Linked DNA regions of Homo sapiens: region 1 is linked to region 2. Evidence: chromatin loops called from intact Hi-C (ENCODE). Cell type or tissue: OCI-LY7. All regions are shown on one strand. Each heading gives the region's core, and the rest is flanking DNA. Links, peaks and the distances in the headings are about the cores only. Region 1 has its middle 10 kb from the start of LINC00159. Region 2 has its middle 20 kb from the start of MIS18A.

Region 1 (12,121 bases), core at 1,406-9,405, 160 kb before region 2:
ATGAATAACTCTGGGTGAAGTTGGCAGGGGCAGCTAGCTCACCAGGGAGGGGCATCCCAGGAACTTGAGCATATAGATGCACTTCTCTCTCCAATCTGCATCATACTTGCTCTTTGATTTTTCAACGCTTTTTTTTTTTTTTTTTTTTTTTGTCGACAGAGTCTCCCTCTGTCACCAGGCTGGAGTGCAGTGGCACGATCTTGGGTCACTGTAACCTCCACCTCCTAGGTTCAAGCAATTCTCCTGCCTCAGCCTCCCGAGTAGCTGGGACTACAGGCACGCGCCACCATGCCCAGCTTATTTTTGTATTTTTAGTAAAGATGGCGTTTCAAGATGTTGGCCAGGATGGTCTTGATCTCTTGACCTCATGATCCGCCTGCCTCAGCCTCCCAAAGTGCTGATTATAGGCATGAGCCACTGCATCCGGCCTCAATGCTTTTATTTCTTTTTGCCGTCTCCATAAGAGAGTAGGATTTGTACTCCTCTCTTATGAGTCTCACGTTTTAATTGCAGTCTTGTTCCTAGCAAGATAGGCTATCTTGGACAAGATCAATGAGGTTTGTGATCATCTGAACATTCAGGAGTTCTGCGAGACCAATAGCCCTGGTTTGGAGTTCTTCAGTTTGGAAACTGAGCTGCTTCCTCAGTCAGATTTATTGCACATGTCAAGAAGCAATTGACTCCATACCAGCTTCTTTTCACCCTTGTAAGGGCCATGGTTCAAACTGATGGGACTGTTCTTATCAATCCCGCAACCCTGACTAATCGGGGGAAACTTCTTGACTCATAAGCTACAAGGAAGAAAAAGGGAAACAAAGTTTTCCAGGAGGCCAATGGGTGAATGTCTTTTCCTTCTGGGAAGTGTTGCTCTGTATTCCTGCTCTAGAAAAAATCACCTTGGTAAGTAAGAGTTCTTCCTCTCTTTAACTTTCTGTAAACAGACCTTAGACCAGTGAATTTCATGCTCACAGTATATCAGAGTCACCTGGAAAGCTTTTGAGAAAACTCAGATCCCTGCACCCTATTGGCCAAGAAATTGAGACTCGATTGATCTGTGGAGGGGCTCAGGAAATGGTATTTTGAGAGAAGGACTCAAGTCAGTTTTTATAGACAGTATTTTTCATAGAGTGCATGGGCTTCATCCTTGGTTGACAGTTTTTATGGTGATTGGCACTCAAACAACATTTCTGATGGACAGAATGGGACTCCCATGCCTTGCCCTAGCATCTGGAAAGCTCAGAGCTCCTGCTCCATGAGCGCTGCTGCTGCACCTCCACCTGCACCCCCACTTCACTAATGTGGAGGGATTTCCAACCTATTTTAGAAGCAGAGGCCTATTAATGTGAAGGCCACTGAGTAGCCTTGAAGTCAGAGTTTCCATCCAGATGAACGTCTAAAAATTTTCAACCTGAGATTATTTTCCTGACCACAAGAAGAAGGAAGACATAATTTTTATGGTTGACTTGAGAGAGGCAGACTGCCTGCCCCACCCTCTCCTCTCCTTCCAAACTGATCTTTGTTTTTGGTGTCATTTGGCTCTTGGTGGGAGGAGGGGGGAGGAAACTCTTTCCCAGGCGAGAATATAAGCACCCCATCTCTTGCAAGGAGCAAGTGCATTTTGGAAGAAGAGCCTCCTTCCCCTCCAGGGAAGACTGTGGGAATGTGAGCCCCTATCTTTTTTTTTTTTTTTTTTTGGTAATTCCTGTGGTCTTTGATTTATTCTCCGATTCTAATAGACAACCAAGGACTCTGGAATTGGCTGCAAAATCAACTGTGGGAGAGGAGATGAGAGCTTTTGTGTAGAGAGGTAGAAGTGGAAGAAGCCAGAAGGAAGGGAGTTGAAGAGATTCCAAACACATGGCCACTCCAAAGCTGCAGGGCACTGTCCTAGTGTCCACTAGCCACTCTGCAGCAAGGGTCATGGTCAGCTGACTGCTCCAGCTGCATGGGATGCGAATGGTCCATCAACTGCCCATGCCCTTGCTCAGGGCTCACACTCTTCTGTCACCTCCCTACAAGTGGGGTCTTCACTGAGCACCATTCTTGTGGCTACAAACCCCCAAGAGGGGAGGTGATGACTGACCAGGATCTCCCAGCTCCATGATGGGGTCAGCTTCTTCAAAGTCCCCAGCTCTCATTCCAAGAAAACTGTAAGATTGAAGATAGTCAGAATACCTGGTATCCAGGTTCCCTAGGGCTGCCATGGCAAAGGTACCACAACCTGGGGGGCTTAGACCAACAGAAGTCTACTGCCTCCTGGTTCTGGAGGCCAGAAGGCCAAAATCAAGTTGTCAGGAGGGCCATGGACTCTCTGAAACCTGTAGGGGAAGGGTCCTTCCCTGCCTCTTCCAGCTTTTGGTAGCTCCAGACATTGGCTTGCAGCAGCCTCACCCTAATCTCTGTCTCCATGCTTACGTGGCTTTCTCCCTGCACCTCTGTGTCTTTTAAAAAGAAAAACAGTCATATTGGATGAGGAGCCCACTCTGCTCCAGGATGATCTCACCTTAACTAATTGCATTTGCAGTGACCCAATTTCCAAATAAGGTCACATTCTAAGATATTGAGGGTTAGGGCTTCAAATACCATTTTTTGGCAGGCAGGATGTAGTAGCCTGTTTTCACGCCGCTGATAAAGACGTACTTGAGACTGGACAATTTACAAAAGAAAGAGGTTTAATGGACTTACAGTTCCATGTGGGTGGGGAAGCCTCACCATCATGGCGGGAGGCAAGGAGGAGCAAGCAATGTCTTACATGGATGGCAGCAGGCAAAGAGAGAGAACTTGTGCACGGAAACTACCCCTTATAAAGCCATCAGATTTCATGAGACTTATTCACTATCATGAGAACAGCACGGGAAAGATCTGCCCCATGATTCAATTACCTCCCACCAGGTCCCTCCCACAACATGTGGGAATTCAAGATGAGATTTGGGTGGGGACAGAGCCAAACCATGTCAGAGGGAGGCACAATTTAACCCAGAACACTTGGGATGATGAGGAGTATGAATTGGAAATGCCTGAGCCCCCTAAACTGGGCTAAGGAGACAATCCCTCCCTCTCTCCTACCCTTCCTCCTCTCCCTCCCTTTTTTCCCTTCCTCCCTTCCTCTGCTCCCTCCCTTCCTTCCTTCCCCTCTTCCTTCCTTCCCTCCCTCCCTTCCTTCCTTCCCTTACCCCTTCCTCTTATCCTTTCCCTTTCTTCTTTCCCTCCCTCTCTCCTGTCCCCTCTCTTCCTTCTTTCCATTACTCCTGCCCCCATGTCCTCTTCCCCTTCATCTGTCCATCTCCTTAGAAGTCTGCCAGTGAGGTGCACAGATGAGGAATGTCAGGCTGCCCAGGATGGCATCAGCCAGCTGACTGCTTGCAAGTGGCTCCATGGGCCCTAGAGAAGGGAGGAGGCCAGCCTCCTCAATCTGAATGCCCTTCTGCTTTATGAGCCTTGCCTCTGCTGCCATTTTTAGCAGCAGCTTAACTTGCAGGGATACTGCCCTGGTCCTCAGCTGCCATCCCAGACCTGCAGGCGATGCCTGGGCGCTCCCTCCCTGCTGTCACAGGACACTCACCACCCGCTGATAGCCAGCCTGCTTTTTTGACATTGTGAGGCATCTGCCTGGACAGCCAAGGACAATGCTGCAGTTTCTGTGGAAACCTGAGTGCCTGTAAGGACTCTAGTGGGGACTCTAACCCACCATTGGGCAGGCTCTGGGAGAGGCTAGAGAATGGTGGTCAACCACCTGAGTGAGGTCTGTCTGATCTGTGACCCGAGGGATGTCACTCACTCTGGAGCAAGGGGCCCTCTCTGGGCCTCAGCTTGCTTCTCCAGTGAGAAATTGCCAAGCCTGGCCACCTGCCTGAAATGAGGGTAAGAGGAGACAGAAGCAGCACGAACACAAACTAACACTTAAAGGGATTATCTTGTCAGTTGCATGGGACTTTCTTTTGCTGTCCATGGAGATAGCTGTAGGAAGAGGGATGGAAAGGCGGAGGAGGGAGTGGGGCCTGATTCTTTGATGTAGAGAGAGGTACAAGAAGAAGTAGAAGGCTTGGTTTCGATAAGAGGCATTTTAGATTTGGCCATCCCAGGGGCCCAGATGATGCAGTAGTGGAGGAAGCCAATCTTGGACTCCCTCTTCTCCTCAATTCTTCCCTGGGTCATGGTGCAGCTCAGGACCTCTGAAGGCTTTGGCTGCTCTCCGTGGAAGACTTTGGGACCAGTCAGCACATGGCCTATTGGCAGATTCACAAAGGGCATCTCCCATCTCACTCTGCTGTGCAAGTAAATGGTTATGAAGCCTTCAGAGGTGCCACAGAGAGGCCCCAGGGCTGAAGACCATGCATGAACTCTTTTAGCATGGAAAAACACTCACGAAGGCAGTTATTAGTTATAGCACCCTATTTAGAGACTTTATAAGACACAATTTTTGTTTTATCAATTTGTAGGAACATAGATCATTTACTGTTTGCTGACTATGGTTCTCCCATGAGGACCTCTCTCTCTCATGCTTCCTTCTTCCTAGTAGTTATAGAACCACTCAGACTACATTTCCCAGTTTCCCCAGTGCCTAACCATGGTCATGTGACTAAATTCCAGCAAATGGGATGCTATGGAAGTGACGTGTGTATAGCTGCCAGGGAAGCTGCTTGCCCTCCACATCTTTTATCAAGGCTAGAAGGTGAACTTGGGGTAATGAACCAGTCCTAATGAGGATGTAACCAAAGGGAACGGTAGAACAGTGAAATGAAAGGAAGTTGGATCCCTGTATGACCTGCCAGATCAGAGCAGCTGCCCTCCATCCTCTCTCCCGAAACTGCCCTGTTCAGCTCAAACTTTAAAGGAGAGAAAAATGAACATTCCATCTTGTTTAAGTCACTCTTATTTTCATCTCTGCTAAAGCAACTGAACCAACATATACAAACTGGATCAATAAGTAATTTGCGCTGTGATTTTGCTTACTATCATGCACATATATTGGTGTCCAAAAAACATGAGTGTGAAATCTTGTCAAAAGTTTGCTCACATGTTACCTGTTTTTTCCTGCCAACCAACACCACACACCACTTTCTCATAAAGGTCTTCTTAGATCCAGGAAGCTAACCCAGAACCCTTTAAAAATGATCATATTCTCTGGCCGGGCGCGGTGGCTCACGCCTGTAGTCCCAGCACTTTGGGAGGCCGAGGCGGGTGGATCACGAGGTCAGGAGATCGAGACCATCCTGGCTAACAAGGTGAAACCCCGTATCTACTAAAAATGCAAAAAATTAGCCGGGCGCGGTGGTGGGCGCCTGTAGTCCCAGCTACTCGGGAGGCTGAGGCAGGAGAATGGCGTGAACCCGGGAAGCAGAGCTTGCAGTGAGCCGAGATTGCGCCACTGCAGTCCGCAGTCCGGCCTGGGCGACAGAGCGAGACTCCGTCTCAAAAAAAAAAACAAACAAACAAAAAAAAAACAAACAAAAAAAAAAACACATCATATTCTCAAACAGCTAATAGAAAGGTCAATTCAGAGTGATTTACCTTCAGAGAGGGACCCTCAGAGAGAACCTTGTTTTGGGGAGTTGTAAGAAGCCCTGTAGGCTCTATGACCTTATATCTCAGATTTTTAGGACAATTCTAATTTAAACTATTCTGGCTCAGTTCCCACAAATGTATTTGTAAGTGTACTTGCCATGGTTTTTGTTGAGAAATGTGGTCGCAGTCCCTACGGGCCCCTCAGCTGATTGTCATCCCTTCGTGTCATCTTGCCCTCTGGTCTTCCTCCTGCCAACTCAGGAAGGTCTAAACTCAGGGGACAGAGGACTGCTCCCTCTGAGCTGCTCCCCCCGAGCTGCTTCCTCTGAGCTGCTCCCTCCGAGCTGCTCCCTCTGGCCCCCTCTCTGACGGACTTTTTCTATTCTAGGAACTGTACCGCACTCATTCGTAGGGAAGCTTTTTTTTTTTTTTTTTTTTTTCCTTTTGGAGAAGTTAAGCTTCTTTAGAGATTAAAGTTGGTTTCCTCTAGCTTCCTTACAAACTCACAGTGTTAAAACTGGGTCATAGAGACATAGTTGTTCCATTTTCTAACCAGACAATAGCTTCAGGCAGTGCCAGAGTTCCCCTCCTCTCTGCCCCCTTTCTGGAGCCCCAGGAAGCCGCTGAGCAAGTCCCTCCTGCTGGGAGTGGACAGACCTCCTTTGCACCTGCCCTCCTCCCTGGGCCAAGGGCACTTGCCCTTGTCACCAGCTTAAGCTGTCGCCTTTTCCTTTGTCTCTAATTTATGCTACTGGCCTCCAGGGGGCTCCCCTCTGCTCCCGCTTCCCTCTCCTTCCCTCCTCCCCCTAGGATGCATTCTAAACAAGGGCAAGGACATTTTTTGGGGTCATGGGGCTAGGGGTGGAATTTTTGTCTGTCCTCAAGGGCTTAATGCGTTGAGACTGTCATAGATGGTATCATCATTCAAAAATATTTTCCGGCCCTTCCTGAAGGAGAGGATAGTTCCCTACCCCCTGCCCCCCACTGACATCAGATTTGACATTGTGACTTGCTCTTGCCAAGAAATGCAAGCAGAAGTGATGTGACACATGTCACTTCCAGGAAAAAGCTTTAAGAGCTAGTGTGTGGTTTGCTGTGTGTCTTTTCTCTCTTCCACAAGATGGACAATGGTCCAGAAAGGGGCTGCTTCATCAGCCTGGATCCCAAAGAAGATAACATGAAGCAGGGATATAGTTGACCCATGACAGATGGGCAGCTTGAGCAAGAAATAAACCTCTCTGACTGTAAGTCATTGCAGGTTGGGCATGTTGTTATTGTAGCATAATCTAATCTGTCCTGACTATTTTAGAACATACATAGAAATGATCTCACACTCTTTTTCTATGAAGCTATGGTGAGTTGGGCTTGGGTTGGACATGCAAGGAGACTGCTGCATCATGAGAATATAGTGTGGATAGATTAGTCTACCTCTGCTCTAGGCTTTAGAAAGAACCCCACCACTCCCCGCCCCCTACTCCACTCTCTTTTCTGGCCCTGGAATGACCTTAATGTTATCTGTTTCCATATGTACCTGTGTGTTAGTCTGTTTTCACGCTGCTGATAAAGACATACCTGAGACTGGGTAATTTATAAGGAAAAAGAGGTTTAATGGACTCACAGTTCCACGTGGCTGGGGAGGCCTCACAATCATGGCAGAAGGAGAAAGGCACGTCTTCCATGGCAGCAGACTACAGAGAACGAGAGCCAAGCAAAAGTGGAAACTCCTTATAAAACCATCAGATCTTGTGTGATTTATTCACTACCATGAGAACAGGATGAGGGAAACCACTCCCATGATTCAATTATCTCCACCTAGTTGCTCCCACATGTGAGAATTATGGGAGCTACAATTCAAGATGAGATTTGGTTGAAGACACAGCCAAACCATATCAGCCTATTTTTATCCCTGGTCCACCTTAAGGCAGGATGCAGTCTCTCTTCCCAGGCACCAGAAAGAGGCCATTGCATTAGAAGAACTGATGATAAATATTGATTTTACTGAAGATCTCACAGGGAAGATAGAATGTTTATATCATATCCTCAATGCCAACTGCCCATGCATGTCTGTAGCAGTTCTCCATGATACAATGAGCTCTGGAGCCAAAATACTTAGGTTCGAATCTCAGCTTTACCACTTAGTGTGTGATCCTGAGCAAGTGAATTAAATTCTATGTCTGAGTTTTCTCTTCTGCAAATTGGAGACAATGATGCTTCCTGTCTACTAGGGTTGTTATTCTCGGTCTCTGACAAGCATGAAAGTTCGACTCGAACTAACCTCTTCTTGGTAACTTTATTCTTTACCTGTCTTCTCCGCATGACCAGAGATACCTCTGTAAAATGAGGTTGAGCAGGAATATCAAGCCTGCCACACAGCAAATACATAGTAAATGTTAGTCATCATCATAATCATTATCATCACTGTTATTTCAGCTATTAACAATCTTCACCAGATATGCTTGCTTTTCTAAGTCCCTTCCTCCCCATTATGCTATTGGTGGCTGTGACTTTTTTTTTCTTTTCTTTTCTTTTCTTTTTTTTTTTTTTTTGAGACAGAGTCTCACTGTGTCACCCAGGCTGGAGTGCAGCGGTGTGATCTCGGCTGACTGCAACCTCTGCCTCCAGGGTTCAAGCAATTCTCCTGCCTCAGCCTCCCAAGTAGCTGGGACTACAAGCACACGCCACCACTCCAGGCTAATTTTTCTATTGTTAGTAGAGATGGGGTTTCACCATATTGGCCAGGCTGGTCTCGAACTCCTGACCATGAGGTTTTGGTCGGCCTCCCAAAGTGCTGGGATTACAGGTGTGAGCCACTGTACCCGGCCTGTGCCTTGCCTTTCATTTGATCTTCTCCTGTGTCGTGTCCAGCCTCATGGTCTCCTGTCCCTCCCCTTCTGAACTGAAGCTTCCCCACCACAATTGAGTCCCTTGTGTATCTGGGATCTGGCGTTCATGCCCTCCTCTCTCTCTTCCCTCCTACACTCCCCCTCCACCACCCCAACCACAAGCCCACATATCTCTAGCTCTCAACCATCCTACCTTGGAGACATTACTTGCAGAGAATAGCCTGCAATGCTGTGAAGTTCCCTCCCAGGGAGAAAGAGGTCATCTTGAGAACTTATATCCCACAGCCCCCAGTCTCCCATGCTGGGACCTTCTCACCTCTTCTGTCCTGGCAAGCAGCCAAGTGTGGCTCAGAGGCTGAGCAGAGGGAAAGATGTTGGCCCTTTGCTCCTCAGCATCAGTGGGCTTAAGTGCGGGCACAATCCAGACCTGGAGTGTTTGCATTTGAAGGCTTAGTTCTACTCGAATGAAACTCTGGTTCAAGGCCTTCCAGGCCAATGAAAAATTCCAGCCAACTGAGACCAAGCAAATGTGGCTGTATCCACATATTCAGAGCCAGGCCTTGGGCAGGGCAGGTGACAAGGAGCATGTCATTTGGGGGAACCTAGCACTGAGTGAAATCATCACAGTTAATTCTTTACTAGCTGTGTCAGAATTTCGGCTCATTTTAATCTTGGTGTTCAATGAACACCCTGAGGTCTTCCTCATGAGTCCCCTGCATTCTGATGAAATTGCCTTTAGTGTCTTAGGAGGCCGTGTGGTTCAGAGCATGGGTGTGGAGTTGAGAGATGTCCATTCCACTCCAGGTTTCACCCTAAAAAGCAGTGTGAGGTGGAACGAGTTATTCTGAGGCTCAATTTTTTCATCTATAAAATGATCATTATTATTATCACCGTCACCATCATAATCATCAATTGCCCTGCCCCCTGCCTCACAGTCTTACTAGGGTTCAACAGGATAAGCTATGTAAAATGTTCGGCCCAGGGCCTGGGACCTGTTTTTCCTGCTTCTGCTGTTGTTATTGTTACTATTATTATTGTTTCAGGTCACCTGGCCCTCCAGGGCCTCTTTGTAACTCTTATAAAATGATCTCTGACACTCTGAGCCTGTTTTTATTTGGAATCTTAGGGGAAAAAAGCATTTGTGAGGTCCAGGATTTAATCTTGTTTGTCCTCGGGGCATGTGGCTATTAACAAGGGTTGTTTACGGAGGGTCTGTCCATCCTGCTGAGCTTGTGTGATCCTCACAGTGGCCCTGCAAGGTCAGCATTATTATTTCCATTTCATGAATGAAGAAGAGGCCCAGGGAGGTTGAAACACTTGCTCAAATTCACACATCCAGAAAGGAGCAGGATTGGAGTAGGAACCTGTGTCTGATTCATTTTGCAAACACTTTTCTAGCACTTTCTATGCTCCTAGCACTGTTTCAAGTACTTTTTAAATAAGAATTAATTGATGTCATCCTCTTAACAACCCTATGAGGTAGGTGCCGTGACTGCCCCCTTGTGTAGATGAGGAAACTAAGGCACAAAGAGGTTAAGCCACTTGCCCAAAGTCACACAGGTTTGCATGGCAGTGACAAATTCACTTCGGCAGCCTGGCCCCAGCTGCCCCTCAAGGCTGTTCTTTCCCATACACGTCACTGTCTCTCACAGGGGTCCCGCTTTTTCAGTGGGTACATAAGCCTGCCTTCCTGGCACAGACATAGACCCCCTTCCCTGGTCCCCTTCGAGCCTCTTAAAAGGGGAGCCGCTGTTCTGCATTCATCCTCCATGACCGTGGCCTCTTCTGCTTCCTCCTCAGAAGCCAGTGGGTTTGTTCTGCAAATTGCTAGTCAGAGGAGGCCAGGCATTGTTTAGGCTGCTGGTGGTGAGGGTCAGTGCCAGCTACTGGACCAGAGCCAGACCTGCCCCCGTGCCAAACCCACCGCAGGGAGGCCTGCTGCACCTCCTCCTGGGAGGTCTCCCTAGGGCATCACCTGAGAGCATGCAAAACAAAAGCCACACAACCAAACCATTTTTCCAAGGAGGGCCTGCTTGCCCAACACAGTAAAATCCAACTCCTATTGGCCTGTATTCCAGTAGATGCATTCAGTGTGTCCCTTGGCAAAATAATGTGGTAATTGCTGTAAGAGACTGCCCGCTGCCTTCCCCAGTGGATGCTCTATCCTTCACCAGTGCTCATGAGCATTTGTGGAGGGGTCCTCTTCCATGGCCAGCCAACAGCCCCACTTCTGCACCCTGGCTCATACCATTCAGAGTCTGCACCCTGGACTGACTTAGACTAGCAAAAGATTTTAATCAACTGGTTCCATCTCCCCAGCCCACACGGATATCTGGGGACTCCTAAAAACACCATCTCTGCCTGAAGAAATTTCCCTAGCATCTGCTAAAGCAGGCTAGCAAAGAGGAATGGGGGCTTACTCCATCTTTTAACAAATTGACTTATTAGGAAGCGTTCTCACATCCTGAGTCAAATCTACTGTATTAAAATTTTCTCCCATTCTCTTCGTGCATGTTCTGGAGTAACAAGATCAAGACTGCTTTCTCCTCTACATGACAGCCCTTTAATATTTAAAAGCAGCTGTTCTTTTTCTTCAGTCTCTAATTCCCTAGGCTAAATATATCCAGTTCTTCCATCTGTTATTCCAACAGGATGGTTCAGAATTCCTCACCATTCGGGCTGTCCTGATAGGAGAACTCTCAAGATTGCCAATATCCCCTTTAAAATGAGGCCCCAGGAACTGAACCCACTGTCAGAGCTGACTGTCATCTGAGTTCCCTGGGCGTGAGCTGCATTTATTTTCCTTAAGAGCCAGGTTGCCCGGTTGGCTCACTCCAATCTGCTCTTCTCACATAAGCTGCTGCTGGTTATGTTTCTCCCACATTCTAAACTTGGACAAGAGAGTTTTTAGATCTAAATGCAGGCTTTTATATTGATGACTATTTAAAATCCTCTTAATCCCTTTTAAAGGAAATTCTAGTCAAATTCAACATGTTCCCATATCAACGGCATTATTCTATCTTTTCCACTTCATATTATCTTCAAATCTAAAAAAAAATTTCCCTTCACACATTTGCCCAAGAAAAATATTGAAAAATTCTGCCAGAGCACCTGGGTTACCCACTGAAGAGAATTCTCCAGAAGAAGGTCAACTGAAGAGATGGCCTGCCATGCTAATCATAAACAAATTCTAAGCAGATGGCTTGGAAATTCGTTAGAAAATGGATGATGTGATCACCATCAGTCAATCAGCTGGTTAATTCAACCAGCTATTAATACTCTGAATAACATTCCATCTCACCCACAAACGTATCATGGTAGACTTTGTCAAATGCCTCATGGAAATCAAATCATGTCAAGGATCAGTCTCCTGACTTTAAAAACTAATACCCTTGACTGGGCGTGGTGGCTCACGCCTATAACCCCCACACTTTGGGAGGCTGAGGTGGGCAGATTGCTTCAGGTCAGGAGTTCGAGACCAGCTTGGCCAACATGGTGAAACCCCATTTCTACTAAAAATACAAAAATTAGACAGGCATGGTGGTGGCGCACCTGTAGTCCCAGCTACTCGGGAGGCTGAGGCAGGAGAATTGCTTGAACCCGGGAGGCGGAGGTTGCAGTGAGCCAAGATCGTGCCATTGCACTCCAGCCTGGGTGACAGAGTGAGTCTCCGTCCCCCCCTCAAAGAAAAATCAAAAACAAAACTAATACCCTTAAAAAACAACAACAACAAATGATGTTGGTTTGTTTTTAAAAAACACATGCTGATTCCT
Region 2 (12,121 bases), core at 1,423-9,422:
GAGTGTACTCTCATCCCCTAGGCTCCAGCATACCCGCTGTCAGAAGTATCCCTTCCTTTCTCCCTCACTTAACTAAGTTGACCCCCTACCACACTGAGTTCAAGTTTGGGGGCCTGACCAGGAAAGAAATATATGTCAGCTTTACAATGTGCCTTTCAGAAAACTCAAGTGTTGTCTTTATAAATTTAGATGTATCTGTTTTTTTCTAACCCAAGATTTCTTCCTTCATGGGTGAGAATACAAACGATTTTGTTTAGGGATCCCAGAGAATGACTGTGAAATTTCTGCATCGTTGGCAGACAGGTGGTGCAGAGATCTCCCACTTCGGGGTCTGATGCTACTCACTCGTCCATTTGGTGAGTGCACAGTGAGCATCTACTCTATGCCCAGATCCCTCCTAGGCTTAGAGAACTAAGGAAGGAGCTGCCCTTGGGACCTCTCCAGCTAGGAAAGGATGGAGGGATGGGATGTGCTTTAGGGGAGCTGTGCTCGGGACTTCTCCACCTGGGCGAGGACGGAAGGGTGGGATGCGCTTTAGGGGGCCACTCCATAGAACACCATGCAGATGGTGCCCCCCCGCACGACCCCCAGCATCAGAGTTGTGCACTGATGGCCTGCAGATGAGCAGGGGAGGGAAGGAAGGCTCTATGCCGCTTTGCGTGTGGTCAGAGGCATTTCTCCCAATGCTTCTGCATCCTATTGGTGAGTGACAGGTACACAGCGGGCATGCGCAGTTTCCAGCTGAGGATTGTCCCTTTGGAGCTCATTTGGCCTGCAAGCTTTCCATTCATGTTACCTAATCGCCCTCCCCCCACCCCCCATTAGGCCTGCTCCCAAGGGTGGCTGAAATTCCCAGAATTCATTATTAACATATTTTTGTTCTGACTCCACTTTCAACAGCCATTTTTATCTCTGACAGCAAGCTGGCCTCTGTCTCTGGGGCTGGACAGCATCATGCCCAGATCACTCCATTTTCAGAGCAGGCTTTAGCAGACTCCTGGCTGATGGGAGCCCCAGGGAGGGGAGCGGGAGAGTGAGCGACCTGCCCCCACTGCAATCACACAGCAAGGGTTACTTCCCCCTCCACCAAGTGGGACCCTTTGCAAAGCCTTTGCTCCCTCTGCCTTTGGGTTGTCATAATTCAGAAGGCAGGCTGCTATCTGATTAGCCCAAAACGCTCCTAGAAGCTTCTCCCCAAAAGCACCCATTCAAGCACCACAGCTTCCAAATTACTCAACATTCAATTGGTTCATAAAAATTTGTATTCCTGGAGAAAGTCAAAAAATTGGAAATAGTTTTAGTTGATTTAATAGAGTTTTTTTTAAACAGCATTTTGAAAAAAAAATCATAAATCCCTATAGAAGTAAATTGCTGGCTGGGCGGTGGCTCACGCCTGTAATTCCAGCACTTTGGGAGACCAAGGTGGGTGGATCACAAGGTCAGGAGTTCGAGACCAGCCTGTCCAATATGGTGAAACCCTGTCTCTACTAAAAATACAATAGCCGAGTGTGGTGGTGTGTGCCTGTAGTCCCAGTTACTTGGGAGGCTGAGGCAGGAGACTCACTTGAACCTGGGAGGCGGAGGTTGCAGTGAGCCAAGATCATGCCACTGCACTCCAGCCTGGGCGACAGAGTGAGACTCCAACCCCCGACCCCAGAAAAAGTAAATTGCTTTGGCCAGGCGTGGTGGCTCACGCCTGTAATCCCAGCACTTTGGGAGGCAGAGGCAGGTGGATCACCTGAGGTCAGGAGTTCAAGACTAGCCTGGCCAACCCTGTCTCTAAAAATACAAAAAGAAATTAGCCAGGTGTGGTGGCAGGCACCTGTAATCCCAGTTACTTGGGAAGCTGAGGCAGGAGAATCACTTGAACCCGGGAGGTGGAGGTTGCAGTGAGCCAAGATTGCGTCATTGCACTCCAGCCTGGACAAGAAGAGTGAAACTCGGTCTCAAAAAAAAAAAAAGTAAACTGCTTTATAACTTTAAATGGTTTTTCACACCTTTACCATATCTAATCCTTTCAGTAAACCAGTTCAAGATTTCATTAATTATGTCTAACTTTTGTCATGTTGTTATAAATAAGAAAACTAACCAGAGGGAGGTTAAGTAACATGCTTAGGGTTCTATGCTGGGCCGGACCTAGAATCCGTCTCCTCTTTTATTCTCATTGTATGTTCATTCCACATCTTAATCCGGGCCCAGATTTAACAGCCTCAGTTCTCCCACCAAATTCACACAATCCAGATTCATTCATTATATGGCACAAAGATTTCACTAGATGTTCAAAACTACATTGTTTGTAGTACAAAAAAGTCTAGAAACAGCCTAGTACATAACGCCGAGAGTTTGGTTAAGTGAACTATTCAATATTGTGAAATATTATGCAGTCATTGAAACAAAGTTGCAAAAGTATATTTGGTGATATATCAAACTATTCATAATATAGTAATATAGAATATGCACAGCAAGCTGTCCTTTTTATAATTATATGTATAAATAAAATGCATAGGAAATCATGTGGAAGGATATACCCTAAGATATTAATAGTGGTTACTTATGGAGATACTTGGATTGTAGATACTTTTACTGTCTTCATTTCAGTTTTCTGTAGAATCTTCTAATTTTTCTACGGTAAAAATACATTTCTTGGGTACTTTTTTTTTTTCTTGAGACGGAGTCTTGCTCTATTGCTCAGGGTAGAGTGCGGTGATGTAATCTTGGCTCACTGCAACCTCCGCCTTCCGGGTTCAAGTGATTCTCCTGCCTCAGCGTCCTGAGTAGCTCGGATTACAGGTGTGTGCCACAATGCCCGGCTAATTTTTGTATTTTTTTAGTAGAGATGCGGTTTCCCCATGTTGCCCAGGCTGGTCTTGAACTGCTGACCTCAAGTGATTTGCCCACCTCGGCCTCCCAAAGTCCTGGGATTACGGGCGTGAGCCACCGCGCTTGGCATTCTTGGGTACTTTTTGAAGTTTCAAAGTTATTTCAGCAGGAAGACCCATCTAGTTAAAGAATAAATGTGTGCTTGGCCAGGCGCGGTGGCTCACGCCTGTAATCCCAGCACTTTGGGAGGCCGAGGAGGGTGGATCACGAGGTCAGTAGATCGAGACCATCCTGGCTAACACGGTGAAACCCCATCTCTACTAAAAATACAGAAAAAATTAGCCAGGCGTGGCGGTGTGCGCCTGTAGTGCTAGCTACTCGGGAGGTTGAGGCAGGAGAATGGAGTAAACCTGGGACGCAGAGCTTGCAGAGAGCCAAGAACGTGCCACCGCACTCCAGCCTGGGTGACAGAGCGAGACTCTGTCCCAAAAAAAAAAAAAAGAACAAACGTGTTTACGCCTGGGGTAAGTACATTTAATAGTGTAAAAGTTCAGCCATTTCCATCTATTTTATCTCATCCCTAACTGGCTATGGATGGTAAACTCAGTTGACTTCTTTGAGGATAACCATAAATGTGTTTCACAAGCTTACTGATGTCTACTTTTAGCGAATTTCTTCAGGAAACAGAAGATTCATTATTAAACATTTTTTTGATGTCTACTATGTTGGGATTGTTCTCCCCAGAAACCTCGTGTATTGCTGCTCAAACCTAAAGAGAATTACTCTACTCTTTACTGGACAAAATCACAAAACCATTGACTGGGCCACCCCAAATTGTGCTCCCTCAGAGAGTACCACTGCCTCGAAGTCTTTTTAATCTATTTCTGCTTGATCTATCATCAAATTTCCCTGAGCTGCTGTTCAAACCTGTCCACATTTCTTTCATTTCTCTATTCCATTCCCACCCGACTCAGTTTCATCGGATGACTTGGCATCCTCCTCTCTCACTTGAGCCTCGTGGCTGTCACACTCCGGTAGCTAAGGCCACCTTTGTTCAATGGCTCTCTACCGGGAGGCATAAAAAGTACGGTGACACGTGTGCTGGTTTTCCCGGGACAATTGACATCTGTCATCCCGACTTAATTATTAGACATTCCCTGTTTCGCGAATGTGCCCTGATTTGGACAATAATTTTTATAGTCCTACTAATGATGAGAAAAACATTGAAGATGGAAGCTGTTCTCAGTGGGGACTGTCCCTTGCCCCTTTTTCGGCCTCTGTGTCTTGGCTCATGCTAATCTTTCTTGTACTCAGTGACAAAAATGATCTCTTGTTCCTGTGAGAATTCTGACTTTATTACTTCTTAATCTGCATGATCATCTAGTGCTTCTCAGACTGATGATCTGTGTATATTTTCTTTTAACCACCCATCTCAAACAGTTCAATTCAAATCCTCATTTCAGAGCTACAGAAAAATGCATGTGAATAAGACTCATTCTTACAGAGGAAAAAAAAACAGGCTAGAACGAAAGTCTGCTCATTCACAGATTGTTTTCCCCCACCCTGGCTCCCTTAACAGCCACATCAGGACTGGATTCTCCCAGGTTTTCCTTCAGAGTGGAGAGAAACACAGCAGTTGTTGCCTTGGAAACTCTGTCCAGGGGCTGGCATCACGGGACTTGGCTCGCCTGCTCTATGGCTGACATCCAAAGCTGACTCACTTAAGTTTCGACTGGTTATGGCTTCGCTAAGGGGGACATAGCGATTGAGGAGAGAGGACAGGGGAACTTGAGCAAGTGAAATGACTATAGCAAGACATCTGTCTTCTTCACAGAGAGTAACTCAAATGATGGCAAAAGGAATAACCAGTGCACTTTAATAATGAAGATTCTTGGTGAAATGTTGGCAGCCAGAGATGCTGTTAAATAAAATGTTCACGTGCCCATGTTTTAATCCAGTTCAGAATTCCATGAGCTGATTCAAGAATTTCTTCAAGACATGCACCTGGTGCCACCTACAACTGTTCATTACACAGCAGCAGCAAATGTGGGCGGCTCTTCTATTCTAAGCTTCTTTTGTGGTCTTGGTTCTCTAATGGGCAGAATATTGTCTATGTCCATCAGATTACAAATGCCTTAGATGAGCCTCTATCAGCTATCAATCGAGGTTTCCATTTCAAATCAATACCTAATTAAAATAACAAAACATTTCTGATTGCTTTTTTAGATTACTTTTAAAAGGAAACCTACGGAGCATCCTAATCCAACCCCTTCTTTCTACAGATGAGGAAACCTAGCCTGGGAGATGGACGCCAGGGATGTGAAATTGCTCCAGTTGTTGGAGGCTCCGTAGGACACACACCCCAAGGCTCCAGGACTCCCAGTGTGCTGGAACCTCACAGAACTACCACTTTGCCTCTGCATAATCACTTAATGCACGAGTATTTTTTTAATCTGTTTCAGCAAATGGAAGTCTGGCATAAAATGTAGTTGCCTGAGTTCACTTTAAAGCTTTGGACAATGTTGTCGTCTAAATAATGTGCTTTGGATGTCTTGACCCATAACAAGATAGCACTGTTCCTTAATCTTTCCAAAGGAATCTATAGCATTAATACAGATAGAGGGTTCCTGCCAAGTCTCGTGTGAGTCAGACACATTAGCAAGGTGATCAGAAATGTCCTTATTCCGGAAGACTGCCACCTCTCAGCCGGCAACTCCAAACTGAGCTGGCAAACACAGCATTAAGGACTCAGAAAGCATTGGGGGAGGGGATTTAGTAACAAATCTGAGTCATGAAAACAGAAAACGACTGAAAGAGAAAACATAATTAACTTCCAGTGTAGAATGCTAGTGCCTTGGGGAAAATCCTGTGCAAGTGTAGATGTAAGCAATTTTAGGGACGAATACCGAAAAAGCTGTTAGCAGTCTGATGGGGGCTGCATCGGGGACGGGGGGCCTTGACTATTATTTTATTTTAATTAAGAATGTTGGTTACAGGAGTGAAGGGATAAAGTCAGGTTGCAATGAGGCAACCTTCCTGTTGGACAGGGCCTCCTGCAGCTACTGAGTTTCCCACTGTGGTTGTGAACAGGCTGGACACGATGAATGTTTACATGGTGAAATGCGGCCCCTTGTGGCCTGATTGGGGAAACAAAACAAAAAGTCCGACTCACAGCCTGAGAGTGATACTAACCTACTTTACAGCATGTCAAACAGTGACACTGAAAAAATGACTACGGTACTCAGCAAAATTAGTAATCACACCAAAACGCACCAACATATAAAAGAACCATTTTATTCAAGAAAGCCGGGAAGAACTGTCCCCTAAGTCAGCTCGTGTCACACTTGAACGTGCCTGGGGACCACCTAGCATCTTGTTGCAGCAGCACAGGTTTGGTTCAGCGGGCCTGGATGAGGCGTGAGGGTCTGCATTTTATTTATTTATTTATTTATTTATTTATTTATTTATTTATTTACTTACTTACTTACTTACTTAGAGATAGGCCTGTTGCCCAGGACGGAGTGCAGTGGTAAGATAACAGCTCACTGCAGCCTCGACCTCCCAGGCTCAAGCAGTCCTCTCACTTCAGCCTCCAGGGTGGCTGGGACTGCAAGTGCACGCTACCACTGCTAACTTTTTAATTTTTTCGTAGAGTCTTGCTGGTCTTGCTATGTCGCCCAGGCCAGTCTCGAACTCCTAGACTCAAGCGATCCTCCTGCCTCGGCCTCCCAAAGTGCCAGGATTTCAGGTGGGAGCCACCGTGCCCAGCCAGGGTCTGCATTTCTGATAAGCCTCAGGCAATGCCCACCCTGAGAGTGGCCAGGGGCTCGAGGGAAGGGTTGGCCAGGTCTCCTCTGTCAGGGCCTCCTCGCTCCAAGACCGCAGGCCTCTGGAGGGCATTCTCTGCCTCGCCTTGGCCTCCCAGGGGTTACAATTCTTTCCCACACCCAAGCACTGAGAAGGCTGGGGAGCCACTTTTCTTTCGCATCTTCAAGCTCAAGGGCCTCCTTACCTCAGCTCAAGGTCATCATTTCCCCCTAAGAAAGAGTATCCTGTGAGGAGACAGCCCACTCCCTGACACCTTCCTAGCCTACTCTGGACCTTCCTACTTCAGGAAGCAACCATTCCAGGACGGCATCTGACTGTGTCTTATGGATTCCGCATTCATGAAAGCCACAGGTTTCTTTCTTGATCACTGAAAGCAGCAGGTGGTTTTCAATGCCATTGCCTCCAAGTCTCCTCTTGGGATGTGCCTGTCTGAAGGTGGCGTTAATGTGTATCTGCCGGGCTTCTCCCTTGCACCCAGACAGCGCGCACTGAGGCCCACTCCGGCATCTTGTTTCCAGTGTCAGAGTGGCATTCACACCCCACCCCACCCCCAATCCCAAGAATTCATTGTATTTGGTTATGAAGAAAATCTTTAATACAAAGTATTTTTAACCCAGTGTGGGAGGAGAAAGACAGAATAAATAGAACAGTAGAATGATCACAGATGGGTAATTACACATGTAAATGAGCTCAATTTGGTAAATTTCCTTTGAGTTCCTATTTACCTGATTAACATTTTATGCTAGCCCCACAGCACCACTGCAGTTTGGGTTACTTTCTTTTTACTCTTATATGTCAATTCTGAAATATGAAAAGCAATTTTGAATACTTTGGTGGAACCATTTTTCTCAGCTTTTTTTTTTTCAGATTTTTCCATTTACCATCATAACTGGTCTACAAAGTATGAATTGCCTCCAGTGTACAAGGTCCCACAACATGTTGGATCTCTGGAAAACACAACCCTAGTATTCCAGGAACAGTTCCCACAAAACTAGAATACAAAATCTAAGTAATAAGGTCAGACCATGCTGAAGTCATTTAAGAATAATGAAGTGGGAGAAATGACATCTGACTGAGAAATCAGCAAGGGCTTCCTGGAGGAAGTGGCACTCAAGCAAGATCTTGAAGGACAAGTAAGAACTGTATATATACAAAAGGGTCAGGTGTGAGACAGAGAGTACACAGGGCATATCCAGGGGATGTCGGCAGATCATTAGAAACTCAGGACCAGGGACCCGGGGAGACAATTGAGGGCTGTGGGAATTAGAGACACAGGAATGATCACTGAAATCCTGGCAGGGCGGAAGTAGCCAAGAGAGACTGCAGAGAGAGAAAGGAGGGCAAAGGCAGAGCCCGGGAGAAGCAGGAGGAAGGTGAACTCCGGCAAAGCAGCAGCAAGGAGGCAGGAGGCCACTGGGCAAGTCGGACGCCATCAATGCCCAAGGATGAAAGCAAACTTGTTTGTTTTTGGTTTCATAAAAATTTTCAAACAATACACAGGCCAGGTGCAGTGGCTCATGCCTATAATCCCAGCACTTTGGGAGGCCAAGGCAGGAGGATCACCTGAGGTCATAAGTTCGAGACCAGCCTGGCCAACATGGGAAACCCCATCCCTACTAAAAACACAAAAATTAGCCGGGCGTGGTGGCATATGCTTGTACTCCCAGCTACTTGGAAGGCTGAGGCAGGAGAATCACTTGAACCCAGAGGCGAAGGTTGCAGTGAGCCGAGATGGCACCACTGCACTCCAGCCTGGGCGACAGAGTGAGACGACCTAAAATAAACCATACACACTCAAAAGTGCAGATATAATGAACCCCCACCCGTGCCCATTCATAAATAATCAGCAGAGATTAAGATGAGGGCCATACTATCCCTTTTGCTGTGTGGTTACTTTACCGACATTTTACCACAAACCCCAGGCCCCATGGCATCCAGCCCCTGCATACATCATTATGCCTCGCTCAGAAATGCGGGCAATCAAGAAGAAAATGTTAAAGGGGAGAACAATTTTAAATTGTTGGAAATTTTAGGGATTTCAGACAGACAGTAACACTTTGTAGGAACTCACTGGCGGCCTTCAAGAGAGTAGTTTCAGCAAGATGCCTGGAGGACCAAAAGCCCAGAGTTGAAGTGTTGAGTGGGCAAAGTCAGTGCGGTTAAAAATAAGAGAGCAGTTCAGCGAGGTGCCTGGGCCACGGGAGGGCTCTTTGTCACCAAGATGAGACGTAAGTATGCTTGCGGGTCAAGATAAAGAATCAATAGAGTGGTTAGAGAATGAAGATGTGAGTAAACAGATGCTCGATGCAGCAACATTCATTTGTTCCATTGAAGATGGAATGAGCACGTATTACGGGGCTGCATTCTTTTTGGCCCAGGCCATGAGATGGATAAAATCCCTGCCCTCGTGGAGCTAACACTCCAATGGCAGGACAGACATTAAACCAACAAACAAATGTAAAATATAATGCCCAACAATGATAACCGCAATAAAGTAAAATAAATGACTCAAAGGAGGTGGCACACGACACAGCCAAGAAGACACACGGAGAGGTGAGAGCTTGAAAGAGAGGCCAGACAGTACCTCTGGGCAGAAGAGGGGCTGGGGGATCTGGTAGCCAGAGAATCTCAAGGGAGGGACAACTGCAGGGAAAGGAACTCATGCTGAGTTCACTGTGTTCTACAGAAGAAAAAGAGAGAAGCTCAGGATTTCTAAACCCTTCTAGACGCTAAGATTGCTAATACTATATTAACTGACGCAATGTCCCTTTATGTGTTTTACTGCTAAAAAACAAGCTCAGAGTGAGGGAAGAAGGCAGCCATGCACAGAAGGAAGGCACTAGGTCTGCTTATTAGCCAAGTGGGACTTCAGGCAATTTAAAGTCTCTGAGCCTCAGTTTCTGCATGTGTAAAATGGGTATGATGCTTCCTACGGAAGAGGGTTCTGTGAGAATGAGGTAGTAACATACATGGAGCCCCAAGCACAGTGCTCCGCACCTCCTAAATGATCGTTAAGTGCTATCTTAGAAAAGAAAAGCCATCCCTAGGGAAGCAGTTGTGACAGTCAAAAAGCAGCTGTCCTGTTTTGAGAAAAACCCTTGGAAGGCTTCCTAAGGTTTCTCCTCAAAATGGCTACATGCTCTTCTTTTTGGTTTGGAAAATGTTATGCAATCAAACACACGTTTTACTTTCTCAAAATTTCTACTGTTCTCAAGAAGCCCCCAAAATGACAAGCCCCGCAGCTCCTGGTAAGGGTGGACAACGGTTAATGGAGAGAAACGTGAAAGTGACGACATCCTGGAGAGACCTCAATTATCCCATTTCCTCAGATCCACACAGTTGGTTCATGGTCTCACTTCCCCCCTTTCAACATTTCTCATTTCCTTTCAGGGTTACGTGAATTAGAAGGTTGAAGAGCCCTTGAAGGGTCACCTTGTCCATCTCTGCCTTAAAATTAGATAAGAGAAGAACTAAAAACCATGGTGGTAATTGTTCAGGGAAAAAAAGAGTTATAGAGTTCATTTAATTTTGTTAAGCTAATTAGTAGAGGTCCACAGAGCCAACTTGAATGAAATGAGGCCAGTTCTATTTGAAATCACATTTAGGCCAATAAAACTCTAGGCCCCAGCACATCCATTCCTCATCCCAAACTCCCCTCCCTTCTCTACCTTCGAGCTTATCACTGGGATTTAAACAGGTGTGACTATCCCAAAGAAACTACAACTCTATAGACTGGCCATGACTGCACTCGTGCCCTCGTGATTAGCTGCCTAAATAGTGAATTAGCCTACAGATAGAACTCAGCTCTCACTAAAAAAATTAATGATCAATACCCAAAATATGTCAGATTAGATCAAAAAATAAGTTATTCTCCCTTAGTTCAAAAGTCATTGCTAACAAATTGTCTCTGGGTGTTCACTGGCAAGCAACTGCCCAGTTATTTATCCTATCTGGGGAGAGCAAAATAGATGTACATAACATCAACTACTTATATAAAATTTTAAGTCATTTGTTTCAGGTATTTTGGGTTTTCTCCAGGAGAGGTGGAGAATGTGGCTGTAATCCCTAAAGTCTTAGAATGAGACTGGACACAGTGGCTCACGCCTGTAATCCCAGCACTTTGGCAGGCTGAGGCGGGCGGGTCACTTGAGGCCAGGAGTTTGAGACCAGCCTGGCCAACATGGTGAAACCCTGTCTCTACTATTATAAAAATACAAGAATTAGCCAGGCGTGGTGGCACGCGCCTGTAGTCCCAGCTACTTGGGAGGCTGAGGCCCAAGAACCGCTTGAACCCAGGAGGCAGAGGTTGCAGTGAGCCCAGATCGTGCCACTGCACTCCAGCCTAGGTAACAGAGTGAGACTTTGTCCCAAAATAAATAAAATCGTATTTCCAGACATGGCTAACTTTAAAAAAAAATGAGTTTCATTTTAGACGTACTAAACGAAAAGATGTTAGGACTTGTTCTTTTGGGTGTTGAAAAGAGAAGTCACTTTCTCTTTTCAACTTTAAGTCAAACAGTATAAAAGGAATACACAGCAATATGCTGCAAACCCAGCTGGGGTCGGGGAAGCCTTCTTTTTTTTTTTTTTTTTTAAGCACTTTCTGATTTCTCAGGTGTAAATATCCCCATTATGGCCAATTTCAAGCTACCAACAGTTTAATGACCAGCTGACAAAATTCCTGAAAATTTCATAATTGGCTCTCCCCTGCACACCACTGGAGCTAGACAAAGAGGTGAGTGGTCTAAGATTTCTTTCATGCCCTGTCTTTTATTTGGTTAGTAAACTCAGTTGTTAAATAAACCACTAAAAAGTGTGAATTTCATACTGTATAATCACATTTAAACAAGCTTTTAAATATGGTTCTCATCCTAGGTGATCATTAAAACTCAGGTTATAAAATAATATTCGATTATATAGAAATATTTTTAGGAAATATTTTAAGTGAAAATAGTGTGACCAGTATGACCCCAAATTTGCATATAAAAATGACTAGAAGGATATACCTCAAAATGTGAGTAATTATTAATTGTAAGATTATGTGCTTTATTTTCTTCTTTGTGCTTTTTTCTATTTTTCAGATTTTGTGCAATGTTTACAACTGGGAAAAAAATAAAGCCAATAAATGTTATATAGTTTAGAAAAAATATATAGCATTTCAGATTATGTATAGACTGGCTACAAGACTGAATCAGATTGACTCTATTTAAATAAGGCTAAATCTTTATCCTTTATTTTTATGATGTTTTACTGCTTTCAAAGTAGTGTCATATGCATTATCTAATTTGATCATCCTTGACGCAGGGAAGACAGGTTATTATACTTTCATTATACAGATGCAAAAACAGATGATTACATGATTTGCCCCTGATCACATGGCTAATAAAGCAGTTAAACTGGGACTTTGACCCTGGATTTCTGGTTGCTACCCCCAAGACCCTCCTTCAAAAACAAGCTGGGGGAAGCTTTGCTC

Evidence for each region. A loop is a pair of places that touch in the nucleus more often than their neighbours do. Peaks named below come from ENCODE experiments on the same cell type or tissue, not always from the same donor. Only the 100,000 strongest peaks of a DNase experiment are listed, where the experiment ranks them.
Region 1: a loop joins it to region 2, with 2.2 times the contacts of the local background. A loop is called at or near these places in 20 of 110 quality-filtered maps.

The regions. Positions count from the first base shown.
Region 1 is chr21:32,090,412-32,102,532 of GRCh38, forward strand. No RefSeq gene overlaps it. Among named protein-coding and RNA genes, the nearest start is that of LINC00159, 10 kb to the left of the region's middle. In OCI-LY7, for the core only: a CTCF peak has its summit at 6,291 (motif pointing right); no DNase peak of the experiment used is centred there.
Region 2 is chr21:32,252,584-32,264,704 of GRCh38, forward strand. It overlaps a transcript of MIS18A not described here. Among named protein-coding and RNA genes, the nearest start is that of MIS18A, 20 kb to the right of the region's middle. In OCI-LY7, for the core only: a CTCF peak has its summit at 5,960 (motif pointing left); a DNase peak (open chromatin) is centred at 5,938.